Regions from separate parts of the Mus musculus genome. Here region 1 is linked to region 2. A link is a loop called in an ENCODE intact Hi-C map of the cell type or tissue named here. Cell type or tissue: left cerebral cortex. All regions are shown on one strand.

What was found. Peaks named below come from ENCODE experiments on the same cell type or tissue, not always from the same donor. Only the 100,000 strongest peaks of a DNase experiment are listed, where the experiment ranks them.
Region 1: a loop joins it to region 2, with 2.3 times the contacts of the local background. A loop is called at or near these places in 7 of 42 quality-filtered maps.

What each region holds. Positions count from the first base shown.
Region 1 is chr1:87,796,336-87,804,335 of GRCm38, reverse strand. Sag (S-antigen, retina and pineal gland (arrestin)) reads right to left here and starts at 656. Exons shown (of 16, transcript NM_009118.2): 1 at 324-656. In left cerebral cortex, CTCF peaks have their summits at 4,464 (motif pointing left) and 6,647; a DNase peak (open chromatin) is centred at 5,832; H3K27ac peaks cover 1,068 bases.
Region 2 is chr1:87,918,687-87,926,686 of GRCm38, reverse strand. It overlaps Dgkd (diacylglycerol kinase, delta), which reads right to left. Exons shown (of 30, transcript NM_177646.3): 9 at 7,966-8,000; 10 at 5,006-5,114; 11 at 2,476-2,615; 12 at 2,123-2,207; 13 at 899-993; 14 at 715-814; 15 at 363-636. Among named protein-coding and RNA genes, the nearest start is that of Gm19582, 68 kb to the right of the region's middle. In left cerebral cortex, a CTCF peak has its summit at 3,810 (motif pointing right); DNase peaks (open chromatin) are centred at 3,818 and 4,497.

The DNA of each region.
Region 1 (8,000 bases), 120 kb after region 2:
AAAATATTCCTGAAATATGCCGTATGACTGCTCCCCAAAAGCAGCTGTCAGAGGCACATGAGAGCCCTAGTTCCACCAAGCAGGCCTTTCTTTCCACTCAGCATATCTGTTTCCTCTCAGACTGGCAGATAGGCAAAGCCATCTCATGGTTTGGGACTAAATGCCCTCCAAGTTTCCTTTCCAAGCAAAACCTGTGGCAGTCAGAGGTAGCGAACCCCAGCAAACATGCAGAAGCGCATGTCTGTCCTTGTTGTCCCACCCCCAGACTCCCACCCCATGTCCACTCTGGTTTCTGAGAATGCCTGGGTTTGCTGCTCACTTACCTTGTAATTTGTCACCACCCAGTTGAGCTGGCCAGAGAAGTCACGAGAGGGTACCTGTGCTTTTCGACAGTGAGCAGCCAGCCCACGCTCTGAGGGACCTGGTGCAATCCTATCAGATAACCCCACAGGGCAAGGGTGAGGCCCCTGGCTGCCCCGGGGGGGGAATTTGTAGGGATCTGTGCCCAGCTGTTAGGTCTCAGTGTCTAAAAACCAAATCAGATTTGAGGAGCAGGGAGCTGATTGGATTATCGAGATGGCAGATTGCCCACTTCAGCAGTTCTAGCATTAGCTGGGAGCTCCAATCTTCTCAGAGGGTCCCAAAGATGCACGAGCCATCCAGCTGGCCTGGGCAAGGTGCAAAGAGAGGAATAGCTAATTGAAAGCTTTTGTTTCTTGTTTTTTTTTTTTTTTTTTTAATCCTAAACCTCTTTAGGTTCTGGAAATAGATGGCTTATCCTTTCGCTCTTCACCATCATCAGGAAGGGGTATGTTCGACTGACAGGCCTGATTAAGCTCAGCAGCATTAGGGTGTTATATAAAGAAAAAGGTCAAGGAGAAAGGTCAGCCCAGGGCTGGGCTGCACGTGGCCCTTACCTTCACCCTACACACCAAGAGTTCTGTTGGGCCCTCTGTATCTTTCCTTGTCTTTACACGTTCAGTATGGGTCTACACGCCAGCTAGGCTTCCCCAGGCGGTAATAACTCCATCACCCGATGGGCATCTATCTCTACATCCCAGGCCCTTCTCTATACCCAGTACAGACTTTCTTAACCCTGACCTGATGATTCCCCTGCTGGGGGAGGTCCTGTCACTCTTGCATGGAGACAGACATCTTGGAACATAAGTGAGCCTTCTACCTTCTACCAAGTTTGACCAAGTGTCATTGCCTCAGGGAAGTCCCCCCAGGCACAGGCCTAGGCCAGAGGCACAATTGCCATTCATCCTTACTAGCAGTTCTGTTTCCTTATTAGACTCTGGGCCTGTGAGGCAGAGTATCCACCACTCTGTGTTGCCCTCACTTAGTGAGGAGTAAGCCACGCTCCCAAACACACTCGGAATGATTGGGATGCTATAGCTACTGACAGTGGGCATCACTCTAGCAATAAAACAGTAGCAACAAAAGGCTTATTGTGATATCTGGAGTGAGGGTGTTAGCATTTGTCCCCAAATCTGCTGGCTTTCCATCCAGTCTGAATAATGCCTGCCAGGTTATTATTCCTCACCACTCTGCCCATCAACCAACCGTTTGGTCTGCTGTTCTCCTTTGCTTTTAGTAAACCTGTTTTTTGTTGTTGTTGTTGTTGTTGTTGTTTTGTTTTCACTTTTGCTGTTGCTGCTGCTGCTGCTCCTCTTCTTCCTCCTTCTTCTTCTCCGTTCCCAACCATAAAACCAAGAGTACTTGAGATCCCACACACTTAGAAAGTCAAGTCTCTGGGCCGCAGCAGTAACAGCTGATGGTTTAGTGAAGCATGTTTACCATGGCGATGGATTTCATGATAGTATTTCCACACATCTGTCACTGTACTTCATTCTATTTCAATCTCTGTCCCCCAAAAGCTCTCTTCTGTGTCCCCTTTATTTAGTTTTACCTAAAATTGCCAAAGCTTTTAATTTCCAAGGGAAAACTTCTTATTTGAATTCATTACTTTGAGATAGAGTCATGCTTACATACCTTTGGTTAGCTTATAACTCAAAATCCTTCCATCTTAGCCTTTGAGTCAAAACTTTTTCTTTTCTTTTTCTTGAGTCAGGCCTCACTATGTCACTCTGGCTAGCCTGGAACTCCCTACATAGACCAGGCTGGTCTTTTACTCAGAGTCCATTCGCTTCTGCCTCCTGGGTGCTGGAATTAAAGAAGTACAACACCACACCTGGCAAAACATTTTCTAAAAAGATTTACTTTAAAATTGGTTATGTATATGAGCATTTTGTCTGCATGTATGTGCATCATGAATTTGCCTGGTGCTTGCCTAGGCCTGAAAGGGGGCCCAGCTCTCCGGAGCTGGGATAGATGGTTGTGTGTGGACCTCTGTGTGGGTGCTAAGAACTAATCCAGGTTCTTTCCAAGAATAGTGAGTGCTCCTAATCGCTAAGCCACGTCTCCAGCCACAATGTCGGCTTTTTAAAGATATTTATTTTATGTGTATGCCATAGAACATGTCTGTGTACCACTTATATGTAGTACCTACAGAGGCGCAGAACCTCCTAGAACCAGAGTTACAGTTGTGAACCCCCATGTGGGTGCTGGAAATCAAACCCAGATCCTCTACAAGAGCAGCCAGTGCTCCTGATCACTGAGCCATCTCTCCAGCCCCAAAGGGTTTTTTTTAAGTGGACAAATCCCAGTTCAGTGTAAAAGGACTGATAAAGGAAAACGTTATCCAATGAACTGCAGTTATATTTATCCTAGCTTTTTAGGTTTGTTTAGTGTGTCCCCCACCCTGTACCTGCTCGTAGCAATTCTCCTGCTTTAGCATCCCCCCCAAACCCCTTTCCCATACTGGGATTATATGTGTGTGCCATCAAACCTGATTAGTTTCTGCAGCTGGGACACTGTGGGCCCTTCAGAGATTGCTCTTCTCCTAGAGACAGACATTAAAAACCCTGGCTTCCCAGTGCTCCCGGCCCAGAGCCTATATTCCCAATCACCTTCCTCCTGGCATCCTAGTGCTCCTGACCCGAAGCCCACATTCCCCATTGCTCTCCTCCTTTGGAGTCTCTGACCTAACTCAGGCTGGCTTTAAACCCATGATCCTCCTGCCTCCCCTTCTGGAGAGCTAGTAGCAGAGGCTTACACCTCATGCTTCCCTCAGACCCCAACTCTTTTCATCAAGGCTGTTATTCTCCAGGCCCTAGTCTGCCATAATCACAGCTAGACCCCCCCCCCATACTCCCCAGATTGTCCATGGTCTGTCTTGCCTATCATTTCCATGGAAACAGCAAAAAGAGCATTGCCATGGTTTCCCCTCACTCCCTGCAAACCCTAGCGTTTCCCAGTGTGGTTCTGTGTGGCACGGCAAGCCCCCTCTTCTGGGGAACTATGAGTGACAAATCTCATTCTGGTACAGTTGCCTCCTGATCATCACACCTGAATAATAGTAAAACTGACATTTTCAAATTCTAGGACTATTTATTTGTTACTTAAGCCACCAAGGAATAAGGTAATACAGGGACAAGGTCCCTCTAGTAGAAAGTGACACATATGGACCACTGTCCCAACCGCCTTCGAGGTATTGCCTAGGGTTAGCTTGGATCCAGGAAGTCTTTAGATCCTGCTTCTGGCCGAGAAACAGGATGTGCTAAGGAGTCAACATCCTTGTGTAATGTGCGACCCCAGAAGAGATGCTCAATCGGATAAGTGGGGTTCTGAATAAACACAAAATTAACACAGTTTATTTTGGATAAACTGGGAAAAATGTGAAAAGGGTTCAGATGAGATTTACTGAATAGAGGCTGGAAGACCTCAGCAGGTAGAGGAGCTTGCTGTGCAAACCTAATAATGACCCAAGTTCAACCCCTGCTTCCCATTATGGAAGGGGAGACTCTACTCCCGGAAGCTGTGCTCCCATCTCTATCTACATGAGTGCTTTGGTACATGCAGGAGACCCTGTACCAAAAACCAAAATAAGGGGCTGGAGAGATGGCTCAGCAGTTAAGAGCACTGGCTGCTCTTGCAGAGGCCCTGGGCTTAATTCCCAGCATCCACATGGTGGCTCACAACCCCCTGTAGCTCAGGGGACCTGATACTTTCTTCTGACCCCCACCAGCACCATGTGCACACATGGTACACATATACACATGCAGGAACACAAAGCAGTCACACATGTAAAATAAAATTTAAAAAGAAAATTAAAAACTAAAGTAAAGATAAAGCATTAAAATAGGCTATAGGCTGGGCATGGTAGTACACACACTTTTAATTCCAGTGCTCAGGAGGTAGCCTGGTCTACATAGTGAGTTCCAGGCCAGCCAGAGCTACACAGTGAGACTCTGTCTCAAAAACAAAAGAAACAAAAACTGGATTATAAATCCAGGAGACGGACTGGAGAGATGACTCAGTGAGTATGAGCACCGACTGCTCTTCTGAAGGTCCTGAGTTCAAATCCCAGCAACCACATGGTGGCTCACAACCACCTATAATGAGATCTGATGCCCTCTTCTGGTGTGTCTGAAGATAGCTACAGTGTACTTATTTATAATTAAAAATGAGCAGGGCCGACCAGAGCAAGCAGAGATCCTAAATTCAATTCCCAACAACCGCATGAAGACTCAAAACTACAGTGTACTCATATACATAAAATAAATAAATCTTTAAAAAAATAAATCCAGGAGACTAACTTATCCATTTGAAATATAAAAACAGGAACTGGAGGGCCTTGCAGAGGGCCAGGTTTGGGTCCCAAAACCTGCAAGGTTGCTGACAACCATCTATAATTCCAGTTCCAAGAGATCCGCTCCTCCTCCTCCTCTGTAGGCACCAGTTACACACATACATACTTTCAGGCAAAACATTCACATACACAAAATTAAAAAAAAAACAAACCAAAAACCTCTAAAATATTTTTTCTTCAAATATAAAAATAATGATTACAGGTGTGATGGTGCATGCCTGTAATCAGAGGATTTCTGCAAGTTCAAAGCCAGTTAGGCCTACACAGGTTGGCCTACATTAACCTCCCCTGGCATCCCCACCCCGCCAACCCTGCACCCCCAACACTAGGACCAACAATAGGGTTCAGTGGTAGATACTTGCCACAAAATTCTAATGACATGAGTTCAGTCCCTGGAACCCACATAGAAATGTGAGCAGAGAGAGCCGAGTGCACCAAGCTGTCCTCTGACCTCCCCACACAAGCTGTCACCTGTGCACACTCACACATACACATCACCTACACACAGGATAACAACTAAAGGCAAAAATATAAAAAGCAAAAAGATTCACAAATTCAAAAGAGAAGGAAAAAAAAAGAGCCAGATCTCTCTAATCCTCCAGCTGAAAGGACTCCTGTGGCAACAGGCCTTGGACCTGCCTACAAGCTATATGCTCCTGGAATCCTGCATCCTCTCATTGATTCAGGGGTGCCAGGCTACAAGAAGAGTGCAGATAAGCACATCTTAGTCACTGAAGTGCCTTAACTGTGTGTGCATGCATGTATGGGAACTAGGAATCCAAATACTTCCATGTGGAAGCATCATTTTTAGCCTCTGGTCTATGGTGATTTATTCTCCTCTTCTTGATGGAGAAATAGGGGACAGAAGGGCATTCTTGTTTCTAAAAGCCAAATATCTTCCAGATACCAGACATGATTGTGAGGCTCTCAGCATTTCGGTGTGACTCTTCCCACCTTTACAACACAGCCTTCAGAACCCATGTGACTTGCCCACCATCAGTATAAGGTCTAGTGAGATCTAACACTTGCTTCTATCAAGCCTTCCACAGACCTCCCAGCTCTGGGCAAGGGCAGATCTGCCAGTCTGTAGCTGTGCATTACATAACTGCATGGTGAAATTGCAGAGCCCAGGGAACAGTTGGAAGACACACAATAAACCTACACCCAGTTGGCAAGACCAGCAACGCTTGCTGTGTGTGTGCAATGCTTAACCCTTAAACATTTCAGAAGATAGCTCAGGAGCACAAGGACAGAAACATCCATTCTATAAAATAAGCACAGAGTAGCTGTGCTCTGTGAAAAGTCCTTACTTTGCAAAATAGGTGATTTCAGAGTTGGGCACAATGTCTCATGTTATTAATCCCAGCATTCTGGTTAAAGCGGGAGGACCTTAAGTTCAAGGACAATGTGGGCTACATATGAGAAAAAGAAAAAGTGGGGGGCGGTGCTGAAGAGATGGCTCAAAGATGAACACTTGCTGCTCTATCAGAGGACCTGAATTCAGTTCCCAGTACCCACACTGGGTAGACACAGACACACACAGACACACACAGACACACATACACAGGCACCTATAACTCCAGACACACACACAGTCTTTCATCTTTCTCTTAGATTTCTTCTTGGAGTTGAATGGCCTGAACCTCCATTCCAGGCATCCTGATCACAAGGGACCTTTCTCTGGAGTCACCCACAGGGAGCAGCAGCTCCAAGCCCTGTGTCTCAACCTTAAACACTAAGGTCAGGGCTTGTGGGGGAGGGGTGGTGCTATGGCCTTGTCATCTTAGGGGACACATGGTGGAGGAAAGCAGGTACTGTGCTAAATATCAACTGCAAATAAAGATGGCATGTCCTCCGGCAGAGCTTTATGGAGCAAACATTAGGAAGTCTGAAGAGGCTGCCATTTTTGAAGACTTATCAGGGAACACGAGCTTTTAAAAGCCATCAGCTGAAGCTAGAGACTCAGCAGTAAGAATGCTGGTTGCTCTTCCAGAGGACCTGGGTTAGATCCCCAGTACACACTGACTACACAGGGGCTCACAGCTGCATGTAACTCCAGTTCCAGGGGTGTGATACCCTTTTCTGGCCTCCGAAGGCATCAGGCATGCAAGCAGTATACAGACATGCGTGCAGGCAAAAGGCTCAAATATAAAATACAATACTGAGAAAAATGAAAATTATCACTTCAATCCCTACTTGTATCTCTTAATTAATCCTCCATAGAACAGAGGGCTGTTTGGGGTGGGACTGGCTAATATTATGAAAACATAATTCACAAACTCTCATAGTAGCAAGACCTTACAAATAAAATCAAGTCCACACTCCAGCTTTTCTTTGGATTTCTTGTGCATTATTCTCAACACTTTACTGAGTGCTTTCAAGATTGGGAAATCACTAACTCATAACACACTTATTTTTGGTCTCACTCTGCAGCCTTGACTGGTCTTTAACTCTGGACCTCAGCCTCCCAAATGGGCTTACAGGCATGTGCCATTACAGTTTGGTTGCAGGAGGACTATTGGTATGAAATTGGCTTTTCTTCTACTTCTCCCCATTGGTCCAAGTTAATCTTTCTCCCTTGTGCAAATTTATCTATGATGAGCATAAGGATACTTACCCCCAAGGGGCACCGGAGTCCTTTACCACTCACACCCAATGCTGCTGATGCTCCAGGTTTGTGTAGTGGGATCTTGGTAGATGCAGATAGGAGCCCTGGCTGAGAAAGATGCTCCATCTCCCTGCTATTTCCTTTTCATTTGTACAAGGCAACACAACAGCCTGACCTTTTTTTTTTTGTTTTGTTTTGTGTGTGTGTGTGTGTGTATGTGTGAAGAGAAGCTCCTGGAAAAAATGTTTAGTGCAGGGTTAGAGACAGGAGGACTGCATCCGACTTCCTCTTTTCCTCCACCACTGATGGCTGCTATACGCCCGCGTGCTTCTTTAGGTTCTGTATTGCCCACTACACCCCAATGCCAACGCGGTCTCCATAACAGTGAGTACACTTCTAAAGAACTCAGTGTCCTTTGCCTACTTTGGATAAATTCTAGGATCGGCGAACCTGACATCTGTGCAAAGTTATGTGGATATGCTTTAAAACATTTGAAAATTGCATTTATTTCGCGTGTGCCCATGCGCAGGCACACGTGCCGCAACATGCAAGTGGAGGTGCAAGGCAAAGCTGCAGGAGATGGTTGTCTTTTAACGCGAGGGTTCTGGGGACAGCACTCAGGTCGTCAGGCTTGGGTGCAAATATCCTTAGCCTCCGAGCCACCTCAGTAGCTCCAGT
Region 2 (8,000 bases):
CAGGCTGGAGAGAAGGACTCTGAGACAGGAAGTTGTGGAGGTGAAGAGAGTAACTAGAGGCCCTAGCAGGAGAGTGTGTGGTATGGTCACACCGGTGACCAGGTACGGTGTGACCACAGGGTCTGAAGCAATCAGAGGTGGAGCTGCTCAGAATGACAGGAACAGAGTTGGTAAAGTGAGAGGGAGAGCACCGTGTCAAGTGTGGTCCTAGGGCAGTGAGAGGGTAGGTAGGAGAGAGTGAATGGTCGACAGGGTTTGGGAACTGTCATATGAAGATGGAGGTGGGGAAGTCCTTGGGTCTATAACTACATCCAGGGAATCTGGGAACTCCAGTGACACCTAGGGACTCAGAGACCCATTACCTTTTTCTGTGTGCTCTATAATCTGGCGAATTGCTTTCTTCAGGCTGTTGGCTCTCAGCATTAGCTGCTCCCGGGGCCGGAAGATCTGTGGCCGGGAGGGGCATGCCGAGCCCACCAAATGGTCCCCAGTAGAGCTACAGATGTTGCCTGATCCGTCCCCATCCTCAGCCTCCTCAGCAATGGTAGGAGGTGGGTTAGACAGAGAGGATGAAGCCTGAGACTCGTCATCCAAGGTCTTGAGGAGAGAGTCCAGTTTCTCTTTCAAGACAGAGCACTGGATTCAAGAAATAGCAGCATGAGAGCAAGCTCCTCTGCACCAGCTGCTCCACCTACCCTGTGCCTGGGAACCTACCTTCTTGGCCATGACCTCTGACTCCTGCGAGCTCTCTGTCGTCTTCTCATAGGCCTTGCCCACTCGAGCCACAAAGTCCTTCACTGTCTCACAGAGCACTCTGTAGGACAGAAGGCAGCTTGGCTGGGACCCTGCAGAGCAGCAGCGTGCCGCCTCTCTGAGTCCCCAGAGCCCCACTACTCACTTGGCTGATGAGATCACCACAGAATGCTGGTCCGAAGTTAAGATTTTAGAAAGATGAGCTGCGACTGAGTCTTCATAGAAGAGAATTTGCTGCACCTATAATCATACCAAAACAGGGGGCAGTTAGTCCCACAGTCTACTGTGAGCGCCATTAGTGTCTGACTTGGGAGTTTTCTTCGGCCCTTCTGGTCCATCCTCTCACAGAACAGACCATCTCTAAACACTATCAGGGCTGTCCACCGCTAAGGGAGCGAGGACAAAAGTGTCACCAACCTGTGGACAGACTAAATGATGAGTCAGAACTAAACAATCCCTATCAGAGCCCCCGACAGACTATGGCTCTTCAGGCAGGACAGTGAGAAAGCCTGAAAGCCCTGGCGTAAACCCCAGTCTACCTTCAGTAGTGCGCTCGCTCGTGGCCAGGCAGTGCAGAAGCTTCCTTTTGCCCTGACCAGGAACTCTGTCTCTCAGCTCCACCGTTCTCTGTCCACCCCATAGCAAGCAAACCTTCTCACAGGTCAAAGAGAAACTATCTGTGCCAGTCTCAGACATTTTCCTGGGTACTTTTCTCAGGCTCCACACAAATATTCTCAAAACAAAAGCACAGGCCACGCTCCACCTGTGAAGCCATAAAAAGTAGGCTTGGCTTGGCTTGCTGACTGCTACTGTCCTTGACCCCTTGGGCTTGTCAGACCAGTCACCTAGCAGGACCAACACTGCATGTGCCCAGCGGAGCAGTTAGGACATAAACACAAATCAGGATCTCAGAACTGAATCCCTGGAGTGGCCACTGCTCAGCACAGAGGACTGGAACTGGTGCTGAAGCGGTGTGTGCTAACTACAAGGGCAGCACAGATGTCAGAGAGAGACAGATGAGCATGGAGACTTCCGGAAGCAGACAGGAGGAGGCTGTATAGGAAGAACAGCAGACTGCATAAGTGCTGAGCATAAGATGTCACAAGGGGTTAGGCATCGGAAAGCACCTCCCAACAGTCATGAAGCCCTAGAGTTGAGCCTGCTCAGCCTCAATCTCAGCCCAAGGCTCTTCCTGCACTCCTTCAGAACCACAAAAGGGACAAGGATGTAGTAAAAAAGCTGAGTACATGACAATCACATGTGGGGCTTAAATAGCAGGTGGTGGACTGGGGGTCAGCTCAGTGCCAAGTGTGAGAATTGAAGTGCCATTCCCAGCACTACAAGAGAAAGAGCAAGCAAATGGTGGTACCTCTGAGTCCTCGCTGAAGTCCTCAGTGACAGTGGAGGAGGAGGCCTGCCGAGGGAGCTTGGTCTCATATGCCATGACACTCCACCTGCACAGGCCCAAAGTCAGCTCAGCTGCAGAATACCCACTAACACCCAGGGATCTGCAGGGCCCCATCCCCCAACCAACCCCTCACTGCTCCAATGTCATAGTCTGGTGCCTTTATCTTAGTTGTATTCTGACTGTTTGAGTTTTCTGGTTTTCTTGAGACTAGGGCTAGTCTTAGTCCTCACAAGTCTTAGAGTATGAAGCTTGGCCACAGAGGCCAATGCTTCTTGGTCCAGCTGCCATTCACACATCCTGGCTGCCCCACTCACCTGTCCAGCATCTTAGTGCTGGCCCTCTCCAGCTTTGCCAAGATCTGAGGAAGCTGTGTATCATCATCACAGGCAGAGCCCCAGCCAAGAACACGGGCCAGGTCGTTCCCTGTCCCCAGGGGCAGCACACCTAGCTGACACTGGTGGAAAACAGTGAGGAAAACATTCCTTAGACAGCAAGTCTAAGAACCATTCTCATGCAGTACACACTCTGTTGACACCATCAATAGCCACAATAAGTGTAGGAAGTCTGATTTGAAGTATGTGGCCTGTACCTTCTCAGTAGAGCCCACTAGAGGGGACAGATGGGCTTTGTGATCACCAGCAGATACCAGGATCCCCAGCCCTTCCTCACTTATTCAACATGTCTTGGCAATCAAACCTTGCTGGTTTCTATAACCCCTCCCTTCCCAAAGACACTGAAATACTCAGACCTAAAGAGTCAATCTATAACTCCTCAAACATCTCTCTACCCTACTGTACATCTCACTCATTGATGCCACACCACTAAAAGTCACCCCCCCCCACCCCCCAACTTATAGGTCCTATCAGAAGCCATGCTAAGGCTGTCTGAACATACAAGACCTAGTCTGTGTCCTGTATTTACCTGTAAGGTAGTGGTTTCCTAAATTGCCCCTAGCCCTGCTATCTCCTCCTAGACTTAACAGAGGGCAAAAGTAAGGGAAGAAGGCAGAACAGAGAAGGAAGGGGCAAATATGGGGTCTAGTAAAGTCTGCTGTCAGCAGGGAGGACCAAGGGTTATAACTGTCCTAGGGAGGGTTACTCTCAGCAGCCTATGGATGGCCCAGACTAAGGAAGATACAAGAAGGCTGGGATCATGTGGGCAAGCCAGCAACTAGCTTGAAGTAGGGAAAAAGGAAGACGAAGATATCAGGAATAGTTGGGGGCTTCTCCTTGGGTCTTGAATGCATGAAGACTTTCGGGCAAAGTAGGAGCTGAGTGAAAAGCAAGGTTGGAAACCTGCAACATTACAATACCCAGAAACCCCAGAGTGTCCCCCAAATTGGCATGGCATCAAACTCCAGTGAGTCACAAGCTTTCCCCATAGGAAAAGTGTGAAAGATGAGAGTGGGACCCATGAAGTTTGACCATATAGCATGTACTAGAGGCCAGGGGAAGAAACACTACCCCATAGAGGGCTGGGGAAGCTAGGGGTGCAGGAGAGAGTACACAGAGCTCCAAGAAGCACAAAGAAGCCATAGGAGACAAGTGTTTACAGAACTTGACTGAGTACCAGAACCACATTCATAGCATTTCTGCAAGCCAAACAAACATTCAGCTCAAAAGCCAATCAACAAAACTGTAACTATAGTCCCACCACTGGGGGGTGCTGAAGCTTTTCCTAGAGTTATGGTGTGGCTATCAGTAAACCCTGGACCGTCTCTTCTCCAGACAATACACAAATTATGATTGGTGAGTAAAACTAGACAATGAACACAAAATCACTGAAAACTAAAGAACAACAACAACAAAAAATCATAAAGAAAATAAAAATGATAAGCCAGAAAACTAGGGAAATATGTTTGTTTTGTTTTGTTGTGTTGTTGTCATTTCAAGACCGTATTCCTCTGTGTAGCCCTGGCTATCCTGGAACTCTGTAGACCAGGCTGACTTGGAATTCACAGAGATCCACCTGCCTCTCTGTCTCCTAAGCGTTGGGCTTAAAAGCACGCGCCACCACCGCCTGGCAGGAAAAAAGCTGATCTTTACTGACAGACGTAAAAACCATGAGCAGGGGATTGGTTTAAAACAGCATTCCAATAAGGCTGCCCTTGACGTTACTGTAAAATGAACACTTTCTGTTTACACACCTGAGCAAGACAAGGCAAGGCAAGGTCCCATGTCACCTGGAATGTGAACTGGAGCATCCCTGACAAGTGCAATTTGGCACTAAAAATTTAAATAAGGGGCTCCTCAAAAGAGAAGATTCCATAATGTGAACAGGATTTCTGCAAGGTTGTCACAGTCCTCGAGCTCCTGCATGAGGGGAAAAGTGCTAACTCAGGTCCTCCCACTACATCCCATGGAAAACTGCCACTCTGAGCTGTTCCTGGAGCAGAATACGGAAATCCACACATACTGCTATTTCAACAGTTCAGTAACCAACTAGCAGGCTGCATTTTGACACAATCTGAGTGACGGCTATGACAGTAGGCACAACGGCTAATTGCCAAAAAGAAGGACTGAGGGTAAAAAAATCAATGAACACAGGAAGAAATCAGGATAATATATCTTTATTTTAGTGTTAAAAACTAGGCAATTAGGTTCAATGAACTGCAACTCAAACTTTATAGAGGTTGAAGATTCTTCCTCTCCTCTTAAGACAGAGGCATCTAGCAATTAGGTACATCACCTCCCAGGAAAGAGGTGGCGCTTAGGGGACTACAGCCCCCATACTCATCCCCCACATGGAGCCTGATGCCAAGTTGTTTTTACAGCTCCCTTAACCTACATGATTTTCCCATTCATCCATCACAGTGGGGTGCCCCTCAACACCTGTTTGTAGTACCTGTTTGTGAAGGTTGAGGCTATCGATTTCAGAGAGGACCCAGCCAACACTGCCATCCCCGCCACAAACCAGAATCCGGAAGGTGTCAAACTTCTGAAATAACCGTAAGCTGTAGAAGAATGGGAAGCCAGGGAAATGAGTGCACTTTAAAAGACAAATGACGGGTTTCTCTGTCCTACACTGAGGGGACACCCTGTTCCATGTGGCTAAGCCCAGATATGTATATATAAGGTCGACAAGGTGGCCTAGATGTCTGTCTGCCAAACCCCTCTGCTCAGGGCCCATTTTTGTCTACATGAATGATGGCAATGTCAGATCCCAGCAGCTCCTCCAACCAGAAACAGGGAGGAGATAATACACACATTTCAGGGTACCACGACATTCTCACTTGATGTCAGCTCCTAGAAGGACTTGTGGCACAGTCTTCCATATCCCAGCTAAATACCAGGCCCAAGAACCCCAACTCTTGCTTTCCTCATTCATGTGCTAGCCCAGCCCTCCCCTCCCCGAGTAAGGGCAGCTTGGCTCAGCCTCCATTGCTGCTCTGAGTCCTTAAGGAGTCTCCAATAAAACCTTCTCAAACAAGAGTTCTATCATATGTTTTGTCTAATGGCTTGCTAATTAAGAGAAAAGAGTCAAATATCTCAGCAAATAATAGGAGCCCTCTCTGATAAGTATCTGATGCCCTCAGCTCCACCAAGGTCTGACCTAGTCCCTATCATGTATATAGGAAAAGGTGAAGGCAAGAGTATAAAGTGGGCACACTGGACCTCCTCAGAAGCTAGCACATTGGAGACACTAAATCACTAGCTTAACATAGTCTCCCTTACTTCGGATCCCAAAGAAACCAGTGCCTCCCTCCATTCAAGTAACTATTTACATATGCTGCCTTCTCACCAGGGACCTTGCAGACTCTGTCTCTAATGGAGCTGGCTGCAGAGGAAGTCCTCTGAACACAAGCTAGGATGGGCAACAAGACAGTGCCTCAGATTTGAACCATGGTTCAAATAAGTTCTGAGCATCAAGATTGCATTGACTTCCAAAGGGTAAGAAAAATATTTACATGTATCCTTTAAATGTTCACCAATGAGGATCCCTGCTCTCTAGAGAAGCAGTGGTCAACCAAGGCCAGAACTCAGGTAGTTAACCAAGTGTATGATATCAGGTGCTTCCCAGAAACAGGAAATGAGTACACCAGCTGCCAAGCCATCTCTACTAGACCTCTGTCACACCACCCTCTGCTTAGCTCCAGCGATATATCAGGGAGCTCTTACACATCAAAGTCCAGCTTGCCTGCCACACAGCACAGTGGAGTTTTCAAACAATATCCCTACCTGAGCCTGTTCAGTGTAGTACAATCAGCAGATACGGTACTTTTAATATCCCTGCCGAACTGAGACTAGTTCCTCATTAACCTCAGAAAGAATGGATCTGTGCCATTCAGAAAACAGGTATCTGCAGAATTTCAGGAATGCTGCCTTTGAACAAACAGCCTGTAGGAAGCCACTAGTGACTGTCTTCCAGCAAGCTGTGCAGCAAGTGAGAAAGAGCAGAAAAACAAAACAAAAATAAGAAACAAAAAAACAAAAACAAGAAAGAACATTGAAGGCCCAACACCCATGAGCCCCACAGCTTAGGCACACAGAGAAGTCCAGGCTCAAGCTATAGCAATATCTGGCTCTAAAAGAACCTCTCCTAAGCTCCTCCCAAACTCACAATGGAAGTAGGGGCTGCAAGCACCTCCCATTTCAATCTCCCCAAATGCTGGCATGCCCTCTGAGTCCTACCTTACAAGAACAAATGTTTCTTGCAAACCTGTGGAAAGTACAAAACTAAAAGGGAAGGCCACGTCTCCCTGGCTGGCAGGCGAGCACTGCACCTGCATGAAGATCCCACTGTGCTGAGATGGAAAAGTCCCCTTGGTTTTACTGGAAAAAGGCTTCCCGAGAACTAAGCGGGCAGTCCAGAGAGCAAGGCAGGTCTGTAAGCACCAGCACAGAAATGTCCCAAGCACAGGAGCTGATACATGTGAACATGCTGTACGTAGCAACTAGAGTAGTTGCGCATGCATGTTCACTCTTGTGTGGTGCTTTTGCAATGGGAGATGCAAACACCTACCATCTATTAGGAGCAGGTCCTTCATAAGCAGACTTTTGAGAGGGGCAGTTGAACTTTGCTATTTAAAAATTTCTTTATAAAAATGCATTTTTATTTTATGTATACTGCTGTTTTGCTTATATGTATGTTCATGCACCACGGGTACAGTGTCTACAGAGGCAAGAAGAAGGTGTTGAATAATACTCTGTGACTGGAATTATAAACAGTCAATATGATGTGTCTATAAAAAGATAAAGAGAGGAGGAAATATGTTCTATGGAGGTGTGATGAAGTGTGGGGGAAAAGGAGTGCCTTGATGGGCCAATGCTGAGGTATCCCTTCCCCCTAAGGGACCAACCACACAATGGTATAGCATAGAATAGAGTTATTTGGGACATGGGGAGAGGAGTCAAGAGGGTAGTAGAGGCAGAGAAAGGAAGAGAGAGACAGAGACAGAGAGAAAGAGAGGGGTAGAGGAGTAGAGCGGTCGGCCATCAGCACATGGAGAGGGGAGGGAATGGAGAGAGAGGTAGGAAAGGAAGCAGAGAAAGAGCAAGACAGGAGCAAGAGAAAGCGAGAACCAAAGAGCTAGGAGGGACAAGCAGCCCCTTTTATAGTGAATCAGGCTGTTGCCAAGTAACTGTGGGGTGAAGCTTAGACAGAATGCTAACAGTTGTGAGCTGTCATTTACATATTGGGAATCAAACTTGGGTCCTCTCAAGAACAGCCAATGCTCATATGCACTAAGCCATCTCTCCAGAACTTAAAAAAAAAAATCTTATTTTTGATCCTTTTAAAACGAGTATGTCTTATCTACAAAATATTGTAAATTCCTAGAATGGAAAGTCTCACACAATCCCTACCCAAGGTGTGGTCCTCCATTCATGAGGTCAAAAAC